Regions from separate parts of the Homo sapiens genome. Here region 1 is linked to region 2. The links are chromatin loops, found by intact Hi-C in ENCODE. Cell type or tissue: gastrocnemius medialis. All regions are shown on one strand. Links, peaks and the distances in the headings refer to the core of each region. The heading gives the core; the rest is flanking DNA. Region 1 overlaps CAPN14 (calpain 14). Region 2 overlaps XDH (xanthine dehydrogenase).

Evidence for each region. Peaks named below come from ENCODE experiments on the same cell type or tissue, not always from the same donor. Only the 100,000 strongest peaks of a DNase experiment are listed, where the experiment ranks them.
Region 1: a loop joins it to region 2, with 4 times the contacts of the local background. A loop is called at or near these places in 64 of 110 quality-filtered maps.

What each region holds. Positions count from the first base shown.
Region 1 is chr2:31,164,751-31,175,961 of GRCh38, reverse strand. It overlaps CAPN14 (calpain 14), which reads left to right. Exons shown (of 22, transcript NM_001145122.2): 22 at 1,255-2,906. The coding sequence ends at 1,281. Among named protein-coding and RNA genes, the nearest start is that of GALNT14, 32 kb to the right of the region's middle. In gastrocnemius medialis, for the core only: CTCF peaks have their summits at 5,479 and 5,682; a DNase peak (open chromatin) is centred at 5,701.
Region 2 is chr2:31,328,679-31,339,889 of GRCh38, reverse strand. XDH (xanthine dehydrogenase) reads left to right here. Exons shown (of 36, transcript NM_000379.4): 34 at 213-401; 35 at 2,073-2,249; 36 at 3,882-5,569. The coding sequence ends at 3,932. Among named protein-coding and RNA genes, the nearest start is that of XDH, 80 kb to the left of the region's middle. In gastrocnemius medialis, for the core only: a CTCF peak has its summit at 6,113 (motif pointing right); a DNase peak (open chromatin) is centred at 6,129; H3K27ac peaks cover 1,367 bases.

The DNA.
Region 1 (11,211 bases), core at 2,128-10,127, 160 kb after region 2:
ATGTATGAAACTGATTATCTTCCCTGATCCTTCAAAATGCACTGATTTATTGAGCAGCTGCTTAGGTGCCAGGTGTAGCGCTAGGTAATGTTCATTGCAAGGACATTGGACTCTGGAGTTCAATCCTCTGCTCTTTTATTCTGCAACCCTTCCTCTGCTATGGCCACTTAGAAATGATTCAGTCAAAGCTGGAATGTTTTTCTTGATCTCAAATGTCCATTTTATGGAATTGCTTTCCAAGCTGTAGGGACCTGCAGCCTGTGTCACCCCTCAATCCCTCCAAGATTTGATGTGAAGTGGGATTCTACTGGAGGGCCAATGGCCAGAATTTTCAGGGCCTATCCCTGGACTGCTTAGCCCCACACTTGAGTACTGGGGCATCGCTCCTGATCCCAGGCAATCCTTCCACAGTGGCTGGCTCAGGTCTAGGAGAATAGGACAACACAAATGTGGCACCTGAAATAGGACAGCCCAAAACTGAGCAGGGTCCAGTGGGCAAAGAGCTATCACAGGAAGAGAACTGCACTGGGGTCTGAGAACTGGGTTGAAGCCACAACACTTCTTGTAATTAGCTGTGGGGCCTTAGGCAAATTACATTAAATCTCTGGGCCTCAGCTGCCCCACAGGTGAAATGAGTGGAACTAGATGGTCTCTGAGATTGCCTCCAGCTCTGACCATCTGTGGCTCAGTGAGGATCAGGACCACCCAAGGTCTGCAGGGAATGGCAGCCACCTTGTTGGATTTCACGCTGAGGCTTTCTCTGACACCATTGGTAACTTCACTATTCTCAGCTTTATCATTCTGAGGGATTGGCCTGGGGAGTGGTTTCCCCAGAGGTCCCCTCTATATGAGTTAGAGGGGTTGTTCATCAAACCCACATAAAGCTGTCAGACCAAGGGCCCCATAAATGTAAACGTGTAGAATATGCTTTAATGGATTTCTGCTACCCTGCCAGTTTGCACACCTGCACAGAGCTGGCACAAGCATGCCAAATTGAATTCATGGGAAAAAAATTCATTGAGAACTGAATACAGAATCAGCCTGTATTTGACTGTCATCATTCATAGGCACCGTGAGAAGTCAAGGTTGATTATATTTCAAGTTGATTTATACTTCCTAATGGATGATATGCTCCCTCTGGCTAAACCATCCATTAATGTTCTGTCTCCATGGCTCCCCAGGAGTGTGGGATGGGGAGGCCCAGATGAGACGTGGGTCTGAACTGACCATCATTTGCTTTCCCAACATGTCCAGTGGATGATGATGGCACTGTACTCCTGAGAAGGCTGAGTCTCACCTGCCCTCACTGAAGACTCTGCATGTGGCCCAAGAGCAGCCTTTGGCTGAGACCAACCCATGCCCACCCTACTTACTGATCTTCAGGACAGCCTCACTAGCCGTCACCTTCTCAGCTGGGAAGGTTTCTCTTCTGCAGCCCTCCCCGTGCATGGCCAGCATGCAGAAAGGGAAGGGAGGAAGTAAAGATTACATCAGATTTGTAAAAGCTAGCCATCCTTCCCTGAGGCCACAACCTTGTCACAAGCGGAGATGTTACCTGACATGGCCTAAGCATTCTGACTCCAGAGCTGGTGTGGTTAGCCTCCATACAACACTGCCTCTGTGGCTGCAAACTCAAGTGACTTTAGACATGCCACATGTTCTCACATGGTGGGGTAATCATCTAGGTTTTAAGGTCTGAAATGGGAATGATATATCCTTAGACATTTAGTCCCAGCATCTGCAAATTGATAGAGACATAGGCTAAGTTTCAGCTGTTTGGGGATGGGGTCAGGGATATAGTGGGCTTTCAGAAACACAGACAGTAAGAGAATTGGCAGAGTCCAGGTGGGGTGGGCTGGCTCTGGCATCTGAGGTCATGGGGTAGTCTTCTTCTGACAATATCTCCGTATGATTGGATCTGGGGCAACCTAGTAGATTTAAAACACCTGAGTTCTCAAAGGGCTTCCTGCTTGTGACAGGTGTGTCTATTTGCTTGATATATAGACTATCAGATCCATTTCAAATCTGTCCAGAAATTCTCTGTCTATCTACTTCAAAGGACAAAAACAAACCCATGCTAAATTATAGAGTCAATCAGTGGGTGGTTGGTATATCTGATTTTTTGAACTACCATGAAACACCTTGTTTATGTCATCCCTCTCAACCAAGAATACAGGTGCAAAACCAGAACAATGGCCTTTTTCCAAAGTCTATGCAATTTATTCATAAGTTAGCACCTCAGAGCCATTTATTACTACAGGTTGAGCATCCCAAATCTGAAAACCCCAAATCTGAAATACTCCAAAATCTAAAATTTCTGAGAGTAGACATGAAACTCAAAGGAAATAGGGGCATTTTGGATTTTGAATTTTTGGGTTTGAGGTGTTCAACTGACAAGTCTATAATGCAGATATCCTGAAATCTGAAACACTTCTGGTCCCAAGCATTTTAGTTAAGAGATAGTCAACCTGTATTCTATTTAATCTTAATTTACAAACAATTCTAACAAACATGGCTGTTTGATTTCCAACTCCATAGCAGACTCAGGAAGGAAGCTGAATGAAGAGATAAAAGTGTGTCCATTGGCAGAGGACTAAAGGAGATTTGAGCACCTGTCAGATGGGTACTGTACCAGAAGAAAGGAGCACTTTGAAAGCGTAGCTTATGGGGTAGGAAAGTATTTTATTTAGGAAAAAAAACCCTTCATTTATTCCAAATGATAAAATGTAAAATGGGTTTCCATAAAGTGCCAGATACATGAGATGTTGTTGATTTTATAAATGATGATCATGTATTTACAGCCTTTTACAGTTTTTTATATCCATTGACTTATTTGTGTCTTTGTCTTTAAAATCTGCCATTGCAAATAGCTGTTTTAATAAACCAATTTTGCCTTGGCCCCTGAAGGCAGTTTTGGAGATATTTTTGGGTGATGGGAGGGTGACACCATGATCCTACTCATGACATTTAGACTATAGTGTGCTGGCTGTGTTGGTGCAGATAGATCTATCTCCACATTGATTAAGCCTGAGAGCCCCTCTGGTGACTTCTCAGTGGGTGGTTTGAGTGGTCCTACATCACTCAGGTGCTAGCCTCACTCTCCTGAGTCTAGGTATCTGCACTGTGGCAACTCAAAGATGACCTGTCTTTGCTGACACCCTTCCTCCAGATTCTCTCCTATACCCCCAAAGCTGAGTACTGAAGACCAGGGGGCAGAGCAATCTCCCCACTCCCACCACGCTTCCCCATCTTCTGTCACTCCAGGGGAAGCAGGGGCGGGAAAATAGAGATCTGGGGCAGGAGAAACTGGGCAAGCACCAGGGTGAAGTCAGCTGAAGGGCTGAGAGTTGACCATCAGCAGTTCTGGAATATCGAAAGCAGAAAGTCTGCCATGAATAAGAAAAAGTGGAAAGTGCAGCCAAGGAGGAGTGAGAAATCACCTGCCAGTGCCAAGGAGGGTGAGGTCAAGGAATCCAGAGGTTGGGTTGTCAAGTCCAGCCCACGCAGGGAAAGCATATCAAAGTGAGGCCTGTTCCAGGCTGTCACAATCTCAGGAAAACAGGACTCTACCTGAACAAGAGGAGATGAAAATACCTACCATTTATTTATCCCTGGTCTTGTTTCTTCTTTCATGTTTTGTATAAAACTTCAGTTATCCAAAGAGAACCTTCTAGATTGCAGATGTGGCCTGGAGCAAGGCACTTCCTGGCTGACTGTAAATAGCACTGTTTTCCTGCCATTGCTGTATTGAGTTAGAGAAATGATTTTGGCTTCCAGGATTTTGAACCTGATGTTTCCCCAATGAAGTATATGTATTTAGATTTATAATGAAGGAAAGGAGGAAATGAGTGTTGTGGGTGATGAGTAGGTAAAAGCGGGCATCATGGAGAAGCAGGCTGTGTATCAAGCTCTCAGGATCTCTGCAAAGATGGTCCTTTGGGGTCACTGGTCTCAGGTCCTGGGTTACCATCTTTTCTCCAGTGTCCTGAGGACAGAGAGGCTACCAAATCCAACAGAAATGAAAGAGAAGAGAGGTGAGAAGATGCACTCTAGCTGTGTGACATTGGACCTCAGTTTATTCATTTGTAAAATGGAGCCCAAATGCCTCCATTCCTGGGTCATTGTGAAGATTAGATAATGCCAGCAGGCTGTAGGCACCCAATGAATGAAGCTCCAATTTTTCCCCTGAGGTAGAACAAGTAATTTCTACAGCTACTATTACTTATTTTTATTTTGGTTTTTAGAGGACATAGTGAAACACCCATGGTTTTATGCTCTATTTCTCTTTTCCTCATCTTCTTCCACATCCTCTTTCTGAATGTATCAAACTACTTCCTTGAAGTGGGGCACCAGGAGGGCCACTCCAGTCTCCAATGCAGGGACTCAGGGGCAGGGATCTCTGAGAAAGTGGCCATCTCGTTATTAAAGCTCTGTCCTCTGCTTCCCTCTCACCTCAGAAGCAGCCCGTTTATTCAACAGAGCTCCAGGTTGCCAGCTAGGGGTTTTCGGGACCATAGACCAAGCAACCCCGAGAGACTGAGTACTGACCTGCAGTTGTTCCAGAAACTCTGCTGGGAATTAGGTTGTGACCTAGAAGTGAACTGACACTAACAGTGAGAAGGCAGGGTAAGAATGCAGTCTAGAGCGCAACCTTTCTCCACTAGACTTGTAAGTAATTTAAGTGAATCCTGTCCCCCTGGGGTTCTATCCTGGCTGGCTCTGCTGGTGAACTTGACTGGCCAGCATAGGGCACTTGATGAGACCCTGGAATGCTGAGGCCAGTTGGGCAGCAAGCTTTCACCTCATCCTTCTGCCCATCTATCCAGCCATTCAAACATTCATTCGCCTGAAGACATTTATCAAGCTCCTGCAATGGGTCAGGCATCTGCTAGGCACTGGGGACACAGAGCTCACAGTCTCCTGGAGGGGGTGAGAGATGACTGACAGGTGGTCTGTGGTGCAGTGTGACCTGGGAATGCACACAGTACTGTGGAAACACGGGAGAGGCATCTAGCACAACCTGAGAGGGCCAGGGGAGGCTTCCTGGCAGGTTTCCCTTTAACCATCTTAAGGGAAAGAGGCACTAGGTAGGAAAATAAAGGGACAGTGGTGTCCCAGACAGAGGGCACTCTACATGGAAAAAAAAAAAAAAAAGAAGACACTAAAGCAAGGGATGAAATGGAGTGCTTGGAACACAGCAAGAGATTCAGAGAAGCCAGAACTTATCTCTGTTGCAAGAAAACCAAGGCTGCTGGGGCAGGCAAGGGCTGATCCCTGCAGGATCTGCCATGGAGTCTGGGTCCTTTCTTGAGAGGCTGAGCCATCATCCAAGAAGTCTAAGCCTGGTCATGAGATGCCCAATCCTTTCCTCTACACCAGAAAGGCTAGGAAGTTAACAGAGTACAGGGGGAGGGAGGTTCAATTCCCTACATTGGCCCTTAGTTCAGGGGACCTTGATCAAATAGCTTAACCTTTTTGAATCTCTACAGCTTCATCAGTCACATGGTGATGACAATATCGACCTCATAGGGCTCTAATGCAGGCTAGATGAAGTAACATATGTGAGCATTTATGGCATTTGGCAGTGCACTTAAAAACGGTGAACTCCACAGACTTCTTTGTGGGGAGGGCACCTTCCTTCCCACTTTTGTGGTATGTGCAGTGGCTTATGTCAACGCTAGGTGGTGCACGATCCCCACACCAGGACATCTTCCAGCTACAGGACCACAGATGACAGTTTCAGCACAAGCTCTTCTGGGAAACCCTGGCTAATGGAATACCTTGCCAGCCAGACTCAGCCCAAAAGGCCAGCTTCAGCCTCACATGGATTCACTTGTCTCTCCTTGTCTCTTTTTTCTGACTAGTGTTTAATTTATGTACTGTACTCTATTTTATATATTGCATTTGTTTCTGAAATTTCTTTCATTTACTTAAGTGCTCAGCTGAAGTGCATCTCCTTGAGGGATATAGCGGCACCCAGCCCATACATCCTGGCATCACAGCACCTGGTTTAGCACATAGCTCATGTTTAATATTTACCAATTTAATGAATGAATGACTTTAAAGTAATTCAGGTGAATCCTGTCATTTAAAAAGTCAGTCTCTACTCAAGTTGCTAACTGAAAATATCAATATATAAGGTTTGCCTAAAGAGACATGTGACTTCTCACTAAAGGGTCCCTCTCTGGTGGCCTAAAGTTTAGAGTCATTCTGATGCCAAATGGCAGGTCCTGACTGAAGAGGCAGTTCAAACCATCACAGATGCCCTCTGAACACGTTCTTCATATCCCGAAATTCAAGATACTAGGGCATCACTTTCTTTTACCCATTCAGAATTCCTTCTCCTGGGAGGATCAACCATTGGGTCAAGTTCCTGAACCTTTTGCTTTCAGGTCGCAAATCACAGAGTGAGTGGTGGGAGGTGGGTGGTCCTGGGCCAGACCCAGGCTCGGGAGAGGCCTGGTATTTAAGCCCCATGCTGGCTCCTGTCTTTATCTTCCATTTTAAGCCTGGGCTTGCATGGTTTCTCCCACTTGCAGAAGAAAATTATGCCAGAAGCCGCATAGCTCAAGACAGGTAGGGTGGGGTGTTGGAAAGGGCAGGCCTCACCTTGACGAGGGGTCTGGGTATTTTTGGTTCTTAAAAGCCATCCATGGAGGCTTCAACAAGTTCCCTAACTTCTGAATTCATCTATTTTAAAAAGCAATTGTGTGCTATTAGAGGGGGTTGGACTGTATAACTTCTAAATCTGCATCTGCCTGGAGATAGCAAATTTGCCAAGAGCACAGGCTGGCCTTTACAAAGGTGCCCGCCTAAGTCCAGCTGTGTCAGTTACCTTTGGCGAGTCGCCACTGTTTGACTCTGTGGTCCAGAGGCCCCTGTGAGGATCTCGTGCCACCACACACATAAGCTGATTGGCATCATGCCGGGCTTCAATGTGTGGTTCACTGTTACCCTTCACAGCCATGTTAACTGCACAGGAGAGTCCCACCTCCACTCTCCAATGGTCTGGGAGGACCTTTCTTCAATAGGGGAGAAGCCAAGTGGTTTCTGAACCAGAGAAAACCGGGCGCTACCATCCTCTGGTGCCTGAAATCCGAGCTTCAGCTCTGCTTGGAAACATCTATTTGAGGACTTTTGGACAAAGGAATCATTTCCCAGAAGGGATCTCTTGGCCAGATGAAATAATTAAAGTGATCCTTGTTTTTAGTTTGACTTCCACTAGCCTCACATGAAGTCTCACCTGAGGGGGAGCCTCACCAAGTGTGATGTTCCTGTCATCCAGCTATCGAGACCCCTTGGGTCATTGGCAGCAACAGCAAGAGGCAGCTCTGCAGAAGCTGTGCAGCCAGCAGCAGCAGCAGCACACACACAAGCAGCCCTGGTGGCCCAGGCTGCGGGACCCCAGGCCAGCCCCCTCCACTCCTTCACCCTTAGTATCACACACCGTTGGAGAAGTGGGCCCACGTCAGGCCCTGCGGAAGGCTGCCTGGTGCACAAACGCTTACTCCTCTTTCAAGTGGCTTTGGGTTCCTTGGTTGCAGCTTTGCTGGTTGACTCATACAGAACATTCTTTCCCTGGTCCTTGGCTTCCTTGACAAGGGAGGACTCAGAGATTGTTAGAGTGCCCTTAGCATGGGGTTTAATGCTGAGAGGACTATGGTGTTCTCAGGGTGCAGATGCTCTTCTGCTCAAACTGCTGCCCTTCTGCCTAAGCAGATAAGCTTCTGGAGGGACTGAGCTGCAAGGAAGCCTCCTGTGGACTCCCATTGTGGAATAAAGACCATGCAGTGAGGTCTGCAGGCATTGACTGGAATAGGCCCTGTGAGATTGCTGCTCAGGCCTGCTTATTGCTGCAGCTCCTTTCTCTGGGATGTATGTGTGTGTGTGTGTGAGCCTGTGTGTGTGTGTGTGTGTGTGTGTGTGTGTGTGTCTTATACCCAGGGTACCAGAAGTGATAGCTTCTTCAGATCAGACTGTACAAGGCTCAGGAGTCAGAAGAGTTGGGGGTCCTTAAGGGAGTGAAAATAACCCAGGGGTGGGCTGGTAAAACTGGAAATACACTTGACCAGGGGCGAGAGGACTGGGATGCACGTCCTCTCTGCCACCAAATGGATGTGTGCTTGTGGCCTGTGGAAAGTCATTTAACCTCTGAGCCTTAGTGTGCTCATCTTCTGAATTGGGATGTTAACTCCTGCCTCGTGGGACGGTGGCAAAGATGAAATAAGATTGTGAATGTGAAAGACCTTTGCAGACTGCAAAGTGGAGTTCAGAATTGGGGGTTACTATTCTAGTAAACAGACCTGGTGTAATGTGCACTGGCTGGGCTTGGAATGTTGGATTCTGATCTAGTAAATAAAAAAAAAAAAAACAAATCAGGAGGATAATTGAAACTAATAGTAGAAGCAAATGGCTTGTGAGCCATGTTAGGCATAGATAAAGGACGTGATGTGTATGTGTGTATGCACAGATAGGAAGGGATGAAGGAGCTGAGTGGGCACTGAATATTCATGACACACACTAAATATACATGAGGTACATGAAGCACCAAGTGTTCAGGTTACATCAACCACACGCGAGACCCATGAGGCACTCAATATTCAGTGAGCCACCCATTGGCAATGCCATGAGCCCCTAGAAATACAGATAAACACCCATGGCTTTCAGCAGATAAATTGATAAGCTACATCTGTGGCCAGTCGTACTTGTCCCATGTCTCTCTGATGGGATTGGGCCCCAGGCACCATCTGTCTTTTGTGCCCCTTGCTCAGACCTCAGCTCTGGTATTTGTAATCACACCATGAGCAGGAAGTGCTGGTGGAGTTCAGGACATGTAAGCATGGCATGACTCAGGGTGACATATGTTTTCCTTCTGTCCTCTCTTACAATGTTCTAAGTGTGTTGTCCCACCCTGTCCCTCTCCCCTTGCTTCTTGCTGTATGTTTTAAATTGACCTATCACCTATGTGATCTCAGCCCCTTTGGTCTCTGAGCCCATCTGTTTGGTCACCAGAACAGCTAGTTGGTAGTAGACATGGAGGATACCATTATTGCAAGGTCACTTCCCCCCATGACACTTGGGGCCAGAACCTGGGAGCTGGAGCTCAGGGCAGTAGAGCTGTTTACTTCCAATTGTCTGGCTTGGCTTCTGAGATGTGAGTGTTGTGTCTATAGGTGTGTGAGGGTGCAGGGGGAGGGAGTCCCTGCTGGTTCCTCTGATAAGGCCTATTAGTCCCCCTTCCCACCAGCCCTCATCACAGTGGACCATCCCTGAGAGAGAACGCTGAGCAATGCCTACGACCACATGCCAAGGACAGCTTCCCAGTGACCCTGGATTTCCCTCCCTAGTCCTAAAAGGACAGAAAGTGAAGTAATTTTAGCAACCACCTGGCAGACCCTCATGCCCTCCTGGCCAGCCTGACCTATGTTCCAAGAACATCACCCTCCTGTAGCTCCTCCAAATGTCATCCATGAGAAGCCACCTGTTAGAGTCCAGCCTCAGTCACTTATTGGCTGTGTGACTTAAGCAGGTCGCCTAAACATTTTGTGCCTTGGTTTCTTCATTAGTATTAATGACATTTAGCCAGCCTTCAGTAACAGCAGACATGCATTGAACAACTTCAAGCACAGATAAGACAAGTAGTCCTTTATTTTTTTATTTGTGTACTTTTTTCTTTAAAAAATATAGGCACAGAGGCACTGAGCTAGATCCTAGCATAGAGATGAAAATTCAGTTCCTGTCTTTAATGAGACGGCAGTCTGGTTGCTCAGTTCATGGTGTGAGGAATACACCTGGGGTGCTCAGATCAACCTCAGAGTCCTGGAAGAGTTCCCAGAGGATGTGGTGCTGGACCTGAAAGCTTAGCCGTACCCAGGGAAAGGAGGATGCTCTAGAGAGGAGGAGCAGCATGGGAAAGGGACAGAGCATTACACCAGAACTCATCAGGAGAGTAATAAGTGGTTGTAAGACAAGTAGTTGTAACAGGACATAGGGCATTTTGGAGAAATCGAGCTGGTAGTTTAGCAAAAGAAATGTTGGCCCAAGTAGAAATGGGAAGAAGTTCAGAGAATGTATTAATAAGTGACCTACTCTAGTTGCAGTGACAGGTCCTCATGACCTACTCTTCCTGGGCTTTCTCTGGTTTCTTAGAACCCCAGAAGGCCCTGGGAGGTTTCTTTCCAATGAAGTCTGCCATCAATCCCCATCCTCATGGCTGCACCATCCCACCTCATGCCATCAGAGACCCAGATGAAGCCCAGGTTGAGAGTGTGGTGGGGAGAGGGGCAGCTTGCAGTGTCGAGGCCGGCCAAGTTATCTCACTCCAGCCATTCAACCTCAGGAAGGACCTGAGAGCAGTAGGGGAAGAAAGAAGAAGCTTAGCCAATTTCAGAGCTACTATTCAGCTTTGGTTTTATCCCACGCAGCTGGGAAGGCATTTTTTTCCCCATTCATCTTGTGAGAAGAAATGGGCACAAGAGATACATCCCAAGAAGCAAATGGGGTCTTCGGTGTATGAGACAAGGTGTTCTCCACCCAGGTTCACACTATGCAAGAACAGGCCCTTGGTCAGGGGCTTTAAAAATCTCTTTTTTGCTACCACAGAATCTTAATGAACATTCAGGGCACTGCTGGACACAGGGCAGGGACGGCCTGGAGGCTCCTTGTAGAGGAAACCATCTTATTGGTAGATGGTAGATCTCCTTGTAGAGGAAACCATCTTACCAACCTGGTCCAGTCAGAAGAGAGAAACCACACAGGAAGTTGAACAAGGAAGTTTAATATAAAGACTTTAAAATTACACGGAGCATTGGAGTAATTGAGGGATTAGATAGTAAAATGTAAGGGGGATACTAAACAATACAATAGCAGATATGGGGCATCCACTACCCTACAGCTGAGATAGAGTGACCAGGAAAGAGGTCTCTGCCCTTTACTTAGAGCTGATCCAGACTTGACTGCAGATGGCAGGGGTGTGGCTCATGGAATGGCAGGGAAGCCACTGTGGTGCTATGCTGCAGAACTTGCTGGAAATCTGTCCCCTAGGTGCTGAGGATAGCTGTTCCTGGGAGGGTTCTCAACAGAGGCACTCTGTTACAAAATTGCTCACTTTATGTGTAATTTCCTCACAACAAAATATTGAAAAGACATGTATTCAGGGGTTGAGATTTAATAAAAGTAATCATTTTTACTGCATCATTGAAGACATTCTGA
Region 2 (11,211 bases), core at 1,180-9,179:
GTTAATGTCTTTGCTCTGCCTGAGCCAAAGCCTGGCAGAAGTCCGGATGGGTTATCCCAGGGCTGAGGCGGGAGCCAGGTAAGCAATAGAGGGCAGTTTTAGCTACATTCCAGGCCGCGCTGCAGTTGGCGCTTTGTGTCCATTGTGGCAAGTGGTATCTGTCCTCAGGGAAGAAGGTGGCAGGCTAACTGTGCTCTCCATCCATCCTGCAGGTGGAAGGGGCATTTGTCCAGGGCCTTGGCCTCTTCACCCTAGAGGAGCTACACTATTCCCCCGAGGGGAGCCTGCACACCCGTGGCCCTAGCACCTACAAGATCCCGGCATTTGGCAGCATCCCCATTGAGTTCAGGGTGTCCCTGCTCCGCGACTGCCCCAACAAGAAGGCCATCTATGCATCGAAGGTACCATTGCTCTGGCTCTGTGCTGTCTCTTCTGATCTGCCCTGGGGGAGGCCCCAGCGGGTGATGAGAGGCCTCAGTGACCCACCTGGTGGGACTTCAAAGGGCATATCTTGAGGAGGGAAGATGGTTTGACACTGACCTTGGTAGGGGCAGTGGGATAGTTGGGCAGTCCTGCTTGAGAACCAGTTAAATTGGGTTGAGGAGAGCACCTTAGTATGGTCTGAAGCCCACTTCTTTGGGTGAATTTAGAGGGATTCCTTCATCAAATCTTCTCATTTAAATCCTGGCCCACACCCATATCTCAGGCGTACGTCACTGGTGCTTGATCCTAAGAGATGATTTTACAGGTACAGCATTAGTATGGTCCAATGACAATCAGCACATTCACTGCCAATGGGATAGCACCTTTGTACACACCCTTTTACCTCCTTCAGTTGCCAATACTCGACCTTAAGACTTGATCAGGCTGGGTGCGGTGGCTCATGCCTGTAATCCTAGCACTTTGGGAGGCCTAGGTGGGTGGATTGCCTGAGCTCAGAAGTTCGAGACCAGCCTGGGCAACATGGCAAAACCCCATCTCTACTAAAAATAAAAAAAATTAGCTGGGCATGGTGGGACATGCCTGTAATCCCAGCTACTCAGGAGGCTTAGGCACGAGAATCTTTTGAACCTGGGAGGCAGAGGCTGCAGTGAGCCGTGACTGGACCATTGCACCCCAGCCTGGGCGACAGAGCGAGACTCTGTCTCAAAAAAAAAAAAAAAAAAAAAAAAAAAGACTTGGTCAGATGCCTGGAGGATTGTGTCTTCTATTTCTTCCTTATCTGCAGTAAGTATGAAAAAATGGTTGAAAATTGATTTAGCTGATGCATATAATCCTAGTTTGAAGAAGGAAGGCAACTAATCCTTGGTAACCAAAGAAACATCCATTTGCTCATCTCGTGGTTTACTTTACCATAGTGGGTGGGGAAGCTGGGACATATTGTGACCCTTGCCATTGACTGTCATACTTTACCATGCTTGGGAATTACTGAGGCCCATGATAAAAATGTGCCTTTCTGGGGCCCACGCCTAGAAATTTTGCTCCAATAGGTGTGGCTTAGGGCCCTGGAACATGCATTTTCAGCAAGTATCTTTAGTGATTCTGATATAGGTGGTCTCTGATCTATACTTTGAGGGGGAGAAAAACCAACCTATGCTAGAAAATGTTTTAATTCCTGTTTGTTCTTATGCCTATAATTCCTGCGGATGCTGTAATATGACTATGGTGCCTGTAAATGTTGGTGTCAGAGTTGCAGGTAGACTCTTCCCCTCGGCTAGTGACTGAGGAAAAGGTTAAAACTCACGTCAGATTTTGTGGTCTGTAAAATACAATTACCGAGTATAACTTTAAATGGTACATTATATGTGCATGATGTCATCAGAGAAAATTACATGAGTGTTCAAAGAAATATGTCCATGCGGTCCAGTCATGTACTAGCTTGATTGTTCTTAGCCCCTGATCATTTCTGACTGTGCCTTCCTGCTGTATTTGGTGTGGCTCCCATCAGTGCTTTCCTGGTGCCACCAGCCCTCCTCGTGCAGAGTTTGCTGCCTGGCCTCCTAGGTCCACTTGATGATGTGGAGGCAGGACCACCTGCCTGAGCCCCTGCCCTGTGCCCTGTCTGTGTTCAGGCTGTTGGAGAGCCGCCCCTCTTCCTGGCTGCTTCTATCTTCTTTGCCATCAAAGATGCCATCCGTGCAGCTCGAGCTCAGCACACAGGTAATAACGTGAAGGAACTCTTCCGGCTAGACAGCCCTGCCACCCCGGAGAAGATCCGCAATGCCTGCGTGGACAAGTTCACCACCCTGGTATGATGCCCCTCAAGCATCCACTCAGTCCAGGGGAGGCCAGGGATAGGCTGGCAAACTGCAGGGAAGGTTCTGCACAGAGGAGAGGTGTTGGGCTCTCTCCTAACCGGGCAGCCTTGCATCAATGGCCACCCTTCATTGTGCATGGTATGAAGCACACACTCGAACTTGCAAGAGAATAATGAGAAACCTCCTTAAAGCTATAGCTTGTAGCTGGGCCTCCTTAGAGATGGGAGGAATGTGTGGTGCACAGTCATAACTCACAGATTTTATTATTTTCCATCTAGATAAGGATGATGGATGAAACTCCAGAGAGCCTAATCTTTAGTATGAGTCAGTCGCTAGCATTTTTTTTTTTAATTTATGTTAAGGACACTGTATGAATATTGGGGGGATGGAGGGAAAAAGAGGAAATAATTAATTAGATCAACCACATTTGTCCTGTGATGATCATGTGCCATTCTGATACTGGGGACACATAGATGTCCTTGAGGACTTTGCAACCTTGGGAAACCAGATGATTCCATTATAGGGTGATTGATTACTGCCTTGGAGGTGTATGTGGCAGAAAGTAGTAGAAGAATTCCGTAGTCATTGGAATCACTTTAAGAAGCACCTATGTGATACTTGTAGTTGGCAATGCCTAACAAAAGAAGACTTTGCTAGGACGGTTGCTTCCGCTTTGGGGATCTCAGAACCAGCCCAGCCTCTGAGTGGTGCTGAAGTGGGCTCTGTACAGTGGCTTTAATTGCCTTTGCAACTGCAACCTGTGTGGAGTTAGCAGGACTGGGTTCTTCCTGATACTCAGGTGGGGCTTTCTCTTTTTAAAATTCGATATGCTTTTTGGATTTATAGGTAAAGTGGGTACATGTGGTCCCAAGTGGGGAGGGCACAGAGGAACCCCAGGGGCAGACAAATCCACCATCCGCAGACCTCAACACAGTGGGTGAAGGAGGCATATGGGTCCCCATTCAGGTCTTCCTTGGGTCTACCAAGAGCTTTAGCTATGGAGTGAGAACTACACAGACCGTGTGGCACTCCCAGGCAGTAAAGATGCCCACATCTGTGCAGCAACCTACCCACAGCCCAGAACCTTCCCACTATGGCTCCCAATGCTGACAATCACCCAAACCCATTTCCCTGAGAGGAGTGGGTGGCATGGCTCCCAATAAGCTGCCACAGTTTGCAAGGCGAGCTCTTTGCCAACAGTCTGATGCAGAACTCAGTCATTTTCGTAAGCTCTCTGTGGCCCCAGACCTGAAACAAAGATCCGTTTCTATGTTACAACATACCAGCGATTTAAAAATTCTTGCCATGGATTTGCATGAGCAGCTGATTCTATGAACTTTTTAAGGACTGTGAGTTTCAAAAGGGATCACATCTGTATTGTTTGTCACCATATCTCCAAAACCTAATAGAACGCCTGCCATGTGGAAAGTGCTCAGTGAAAATAAATGAATGGCTTAGGAAATTAAGGAGTCCTGCCCTGAGGCATTCTCAACAGCTAGGCCTGCAGAGTGGTGCTTGGCCTTGGAATGATGGTTGGCAGTGGTGGGAGGTGAGGTATGCAAGAGAGTGGGAGGAGCATGATCAGCAGACCCTGGCAATGAGAACACTATCATTCCTTCCTAGTGTGTCACTGGTGTCCCAGAAAACTGCAAACCCTGGTCTGTGAGGGTCTAAAGAGAGAGTCCTCAGCAGAGTCTTCTTGTGCTGCCTTTGGGCTTCCATGGAGCAGGAGGAACATACCACAGAACATGGATCTATTAAAGTCACAGAATGACAGACCTGTGATTTGTCAAGATGGGATTTGGAAGACAAGTGAATGCAATGGAAGATTTTGATCAAAAATGTAATTTGTAAACACAATGATAAGCAAATTCAAAACTGTTATGCCTAAATGGTGAATATGCAATTAGGATCATTTTCTGTCTGTTTTAATCATGTATCTGGAATAGGGTCGGGAAGGGTTTGTGCTATTCCCCACTTACTGGACAGCCTGTATAACCTCAAGTTCTGATGGTGTCTGTCCTTTGAAGAGGATTCCCACAAACCTCTAGAAGCTTAAACCGAAGTTACTTTAAATCGTGTGCCTTCCTGTGAAAGCCTGGCCTTCAAACCAATGAACAGCAAAGCATAACCTTGAATCTATACTCAAATTTTGCAATGAGGCAGTGGGGTAAGGTTAAATCCTCTAACCATCTTTGAATCATTGGAAAGAATAAAGAATGAAACAAATTCAAGGTTAATTGGATCTGATTTTGTGAAGCTGCATAAAGCAAGATTACTCTATAATACAAAAATCCAACCAACTCAATTATTGAGCACGTACAATGTTCTAGATTTCTTTCCCTTCCTCTTTGAAGAGAATATTTGTATTCCAAATACTCTTTGAGTATTTACAAAAAAGATTATGTTTAATCTTTACATTTGAAGCCAAAGTAATTTCCACCTAGAAATGATGCTATCAGTCCTGGCATGGTGGCTCACCCCTATAATCCCAGCACTTTGGGAGGCTAAGGCAGGAGAATTGCTTGAGCCCAGCAGTTTGAGACCAGCCTGGGCAACATAGAGAGCTCCTGTCTTTAAAAAAAATTTTTTTAATTAGTTGGTCTTGATAGTGCATGCCTGTAGTCCCAACTACTTGAAAGGCTGAGGTGGAGAGATCATTTGAGCTCAGGAGGTTGAGGCTGCAGTGAGCTATGATTGCGCCACTGCACTCCTGCCTGAGCGACTGAGCAAGATCTTGTCTCTGAAGAAAAAAAAAGAAATAAAAATGCTGCTATCAAAATCAAGCCCAACCAGAGGTAGAAGAGCCAAGAAGCCTGGGTTCTCATCCTAGCTCTGTCTCTTCTGTCTCTATCTTTGTGATCTTGGACTGTCAATTCCCCTTCCTGTGATCCATTTTACTGCAAACATAAGGGTTGCAGTAAAGGGTTGTCTCACGTCTTCTGCTTTAAAAGCCTATAAATATATGACCTGAAAACTCCAGTTACATAAAGGATCTGCAGCTATCTAAGGCTTGGTTTTCTTACTGTCATATGATACCTGGGTCTAATGAACTCTGCTGAGATCACCTCAAGTTTCTGCGGTTGGTAAAGAGAACAAGGGAAGAACAAACATCCCTTTTATTGCTCCAAATGGTGATTTAATCCCTACATGGTGCTGGGTGGACAATGTGTCACTGTCACATGCCTTCACTGTATAAATCCAACCTTCTGCCAGAGAGAATCTGTGGTTCTGGCCATGGAGGGAGGATAGTGGAAATGATATAGTTGGACTGGTGCTTGATGTCACTAATAAATGAAACTGTCAGCTGGTTGGCGTGTGAAAAATGCTTATTAATTATCATCACACCAAATGCTAGTATCTTCAGTATCTTGGCCAGCCTTCATTTCTTGAAAACACACACACACACACACACACACACTTTCTTACAAAAATCCCTCTCCAGAGTATCCTAGATATGCTGGCTGTTGTACAGCATGGTCAAGGTAGAAGAGCTTTAAAAACTAAACGAGTGTTTACACTGAGATCCAGGTCCATTTCAGATGATTTTCTGGGATGTTCTGGGACAGGGCCTGAGACCTGTCACTTGTTTTTAGTGAAGCTCTTGGGGTGAAGCAGTGACACAGAATTCCCTTGTGTGCTTAGGTACCAAGGTGAGAGTAGAGTGGTCATGAAAATCCAACAAGAAAGTGCTTTGTGAACTAGAAATCACTGTGCTATTCAGAGGCATCGTCCGTCTGAGACACCTTGCCTTGCCCTGTTGTCTTAAAGTGCTTCCAGTCTATACAGTGAGATGTCTTGGTCTTTTTTGGTGTTGCACAAGGAATGCAGTCAACACTGCCTGCGGTATCGCCTGGAACCTGCAGAGGGCAGTAGAAGATTGAACAAGGGGCAATATTGTCCAGGTGGCCCAGCAGCATCGCATTTGTTAACCATTAGGTACTGATTTAGGTAGGATCTCTGCATAGACCAGATGTCCTCGGAGGCTTCCCCAAGAGCTGAATTCAAAGCTGACTTAGGGTTTTAGAATGACAAAAGTCTCAAAGGAGCTCTCCAAAGACATGGGTCAGCCGTGGGAGTCTGAGCTCCAGATGAATGGCTAGCAAGGGGAAGGCAATTCTTATTTTCAGAGTATCTGCAACTTGCCAGGTGACAAGGTGAATGCTTTACCTACAGGGTCTCATTTAATCCTCCCAGTGGTTTTACGAGGTAGGTCCTTTAACCCCTATAACCACATGAAGGAGAAGCCCTACCCCTGACCATGCTGAGGGCTTACTCAGAGACATTTACTCCTAAGTGCCCACCACAACCAGCGGGCAGCTCCCTTACAGGCCAGGAAACCTGGTGTGTATTGGGAGTCACCTGCCTGTCAGAGTGGACAGTTGCTAGCCAGGCTCACGGAGGTGGATGGAGGCACCAGGATGCCCACCGTTTCATTTATAGGCAGGCTGAGGATTCTCTTGCTGGCACGGCCAGGGTACTGAGTTGTCATCAGGGCAGCTGATGAGACTCCCCTTACTCCAGAGCTAGGTGGCTGGGAGGCTGGGACAGGAGGGCAGGACAGAGGTTGTAGGAGGAACTCTGGGCAAGGGATAAGGACAGAAATAGTCTTAGCTGATTGATTTATGACTGAGAACATCCCCGAACCCATGGTATTTTTATCTTTTGCGGAGGGGGAGCCTGGAAACCTGTCCATTTGCTGCCTATTTTGGATCGTGGGACAAGATGATTCCTGACATACAGCTTCCTTAAACATGAGGTCACCCTGGTGCCCCCCAGGCCCAGGAGCCTGCCCTTTTGTTTTGTTTCTATCCTGAACTGGGGGAGTACGTGTTCCTAAGGCAGGAGACAGATCCTGTGACAATCTTGTCACCTGAAACAAATCAACCTATTGATGGAAGTGGAAATGTCAGGCACTGCCCAAAGGGATTCTGGCGTCATCTCTGTCCTTGAACTGTCCTGCTCTGGCTTGCACAACCCCCCAGGCCACCTCAGCATCCCAGAACTGGAAAGACCATCAAGTTCAATCTCTCTATTTTAGAGAGGAGAAACATAAGCCCACAGAGAGAAACTGACTCGCTCAGGGTCCTACGGCCCTTTAGTAGCACAGTCAGACTGACAGCAAGGCTGCCTGGTTCCTGGTCCAGGCTTTTTAAAACTTAACCATACACCACTAGTCAACTGAGCCTTCTATTAGGAAACCTGTGGGTCAGGGAGCTGGGGTATATGACAGAAATCTAGTTACACTGAATGGGAAGAAGACAGAGCAAGCTTGAGGCCCAAGATAAACACTGGTGAGGAGGGTAATATGCCTGTATGCCTATATATGCCTATCTGCCTGTGCTCCTGTCACAGGATGCTAAAATGGGATTCTTTCCGCAGCCCCACAGATGGGAAACAAAACAATGAGTGCAAAAACATCCCCTCATTTCAAAGAGAGATGCTGAATCTAAATCATCTGTGCAAGACTTGCGGAGAGATGGCTGGAAACTAATTTTGCCACCATTAACTCCTCATCTACCTCAAGAGTTTAAAAGATTGAAGTACAGAATTTGAGAGATTGGGAAGAGAGGTTTCCTTTGGAGGTAGCAAACCATGCATTCTCCCTGCCAAACAGGAGAGAGTGTGTGTGTGCATGTGTGTGTGAGAAAAGGGGGGTCTCGTGGTAAATGAGATCTGCTTGGGAAGCTGTGGTTGGATTAGACTGAGGCATTAAGGTAGTGAGAGGAAGGGGATGAGAGCCACAGGGCAAGGATACCAGTGTGGCCACACTGGAGGGATCCACCACCCAGGAGGACTTCCTGAAGGGTGTCATGGAACCCCAACAAACAACGGGACCATCTGATGCCCCAGGATCAAAATAGCCTCGGGCTGGCTTGTTCCAGTGTGGCCCATGAGGAGTGCCCACACATCCTTGCCCTGGATCCTTTGTTCCAGTTTAAATTTCCCCCTCTCCCCACACCTTTCAGTAGGGAAGAAGGTGAGCCCAAGAGTGAGACCCTTTTCTTTGAGCCCTGAGTGTTAGTGGGAGGGAGCTTAGGAATGGATACACAGGCTGCAAACATTGCACTGATGAGCCCGTGCATCAGCCCTGGGAGCATAGAGTCTGAGTGGCATGTCATTTGCTCCCCTCCTCCTATCTTTCCGTCTCCATCACATCCTGGCAGATTTGATCCCCTGTTCAGCCAATTGCCCTTATCTGTGGGCTGACAACAAAGTCGTTCTGGTCCATGCATGTGCTCTCTGTTCTTCCTCTCACTAGATGGAGTATTCCCAGGGGTCCTCGTGGTGGCTGACGTTCTTGTGGGACACTCACTACCTTTCCTTGCTTCCCACCGAGGCTAGACTGAGCACCCGCCCCAGGGTGGTGACACACAGCATGCCTCTGCCCACTCTTGGGTGTTAGGAGCTGAGCATAAAAGCACGTGTGGAGTGCTCAAGCTCCTCTGCTTCTCCTCTGCTTCCCTCTTCCCTCTTGGGCAGGTTGCTTAGCTCCTCTGACCTCAATCTGTTCATCTGTAAAATAGGTGTGGATAATCATATCCACCTCACTGGGCTGTTGTGAAGATTGAAAGAATCAGTGGGGTTAAAAGCACTTTTTGGAGTACAGAGTTGTTGTCATTTGCAGGCCTTTGACCATGCCTTAAAAGGGGAAGAGCACCGGGAAATCATGAGTAAGCTTTCCAAAACTTGGATGGAAGGGAAGATGCAGGAATGCATCTCGACCATAATGAGGTGTAGGGTGATGGGTACATGGATTAGCTGTGATCTTAGGCCAGGTAAGAGAAGCTCACCTGCTCCTTTTGGCACAAATGATTGATTAGCATGTCTCAGCTTCTCACGTGAATGTGATTTTCCCAGCACGTTGGGCTGGGTAGGAGGGCCGGCTCTCAGCTCCCTATAGCTGACTAAGTGGCACAGGTGAGATGGAATGAAGAGCTCGTCAGCCTCACCTGGCTATCTTCACAAGCCTTTATCAGAAGTGCAGAAGTCACTCTCTTCTGTTATTCTTGCTGTTTAGTTTTGTCTGACAATGACAACAACTGGCATTTGTATAGCAATTTGAAAGGCACTCCCCGTTGCAATGCTTTCTGTAACTCTTGCGATAAACCTATGAGGTGTGTATTACAATCATACCCACTTTACAAACAAAGAAACTGAGGCTCGGGGAGAAGATGATGGTGCAGACAAGAGCACTACCTGTGAAATCAACTGATGTGTTTCAGTCTTTGTCTCCCACTTAGCTGCTGTGTGATCTCGGGCAAATTGCTGAAATCTTTACATTTCTACTTCCTTGTCTGTGAATGAGATCATGGTGGTACTTTCATGGGGTTGTGGAGAGGATGGCATCCAAAAATGCAGGGAAAGCACAAAACCTAGTGCCTGGCAAGGAAGCTTCTACTCTTATACAGCGAGAGTACACCTGAGGAGTGTTAACTAATAAGAAAACCAACACTGCACAGCCGCAAACAAAAGAGAAGATGTTTTAACTGGGGTCTTGGGAATTGTAATGAGCAAGCAGCTAAATTGTGTCCCATCCAGGTGAGGTTGGGTAGGGGCTTATAAAGGTTTACTGTAAGTTTACCTATCTGGAAGGTTCTAGCAGAGTCTTTAATTGATGATGGCTGGTCACAGCTTAGGATGTGTCTGATGATCAATCCAGTTTGGCATAGCTGTTTCTCCAGGAGGTTAATGATCAGGTCCAATAGAAACAGCTGAGATCAAATGCAGCTGGTTTTACAATTTGGCCCAGTTTAATAGATCAGATTCCATCTGGGTGTGTACGTGACTGGGGTCCAACTCCTCATGCCTTCCTGGCTTTTTTGATACTTCTGACATAACCATCTCCATTTGGATTTTCTTTCTGACAGCAATGACTTTAACCTAAGACTCCAGATGCCAAAGCTTGAGCTCTTTCAATGGGGTGGTGCTGGCTCTTAATTTTTTGCATTACACACTTCAGTTGGCTTCTAGCCCTGGAGAGAACACACACACACTCACACACCCATCACAACCATCTCTCTACCTGTTCACTCTCTTCCATCCCTCCATCTTGGTCTCAGAATCCAGGGGAAAGGACATGCCTGGCTCATTGTCAGTAGAAAAGCACCTGCCTTAGGAATCAGACTCCCTGCTTCTCTTTCCAAACCCAGAACAGTCACTTCAGAGTGGGAGGCAGCTCCAGAAGGCGAGGGGGTTGGGAGGCATTGTTGATAATGGCCCAAAGGTCATTTCCTCCACACCCCAGGGAGTCCTGATTGTTGCTTAATGATAAGCCTTTCCCAGGGTACAGAATGTATGGCAGAATGTATGGGGTCTTGGACCCTTTCTCCATCCTCCTGAGAGCCATCAGTCTTATCAAGTGAAAGTATTCTTTGTCTTCTTGGAGTGGGCCAAGGGCTTCCTGCCAGGACCCTGTGTACTTTATAGGCCTTTGTGGATTGGTGACAATGGTCCCGTGGTGGTTCTGTAGTAGTGTGGAGCTCTGGGCTCTCCTATGCACTACTTTAATCTGGAAACACCCCCCATTCTCCATCCCCACTGCTGGGGGCCAGGAGTGCTGTGCCTCTGGGAGATGTGGCTGTAGTAAAGTTGTTGGTAATTTGTGGCCTTCAGCTGATGAGGAGATTGGCTTGCAAGGCACTCGGTATGCATGTTCCTAAGTCCCAAAATCAGGTTTTCTCCTTCCTCAACTATATATGCCATGTGTTCCTTTTAAAAGGCCAGATGCTGGGCTAAGCTAGGGGCTCAAGTGTAAAGAGCAAGGGCTGCCAGCAAACGCTCTACTCAGCTCCAGTATTTTCATAAGTTCTCTTCTCTTGGGAACATTACTCACCCTCTGAGCCTCAGTTTCCTCATTTGTAAGTGGAGGAGAATAAGACCTGTTGTCAGTGTGGTGAAGTTAAATGACATAGTCAATGAAAGGCACCCAGCACAGCCTGGGCAACATAGT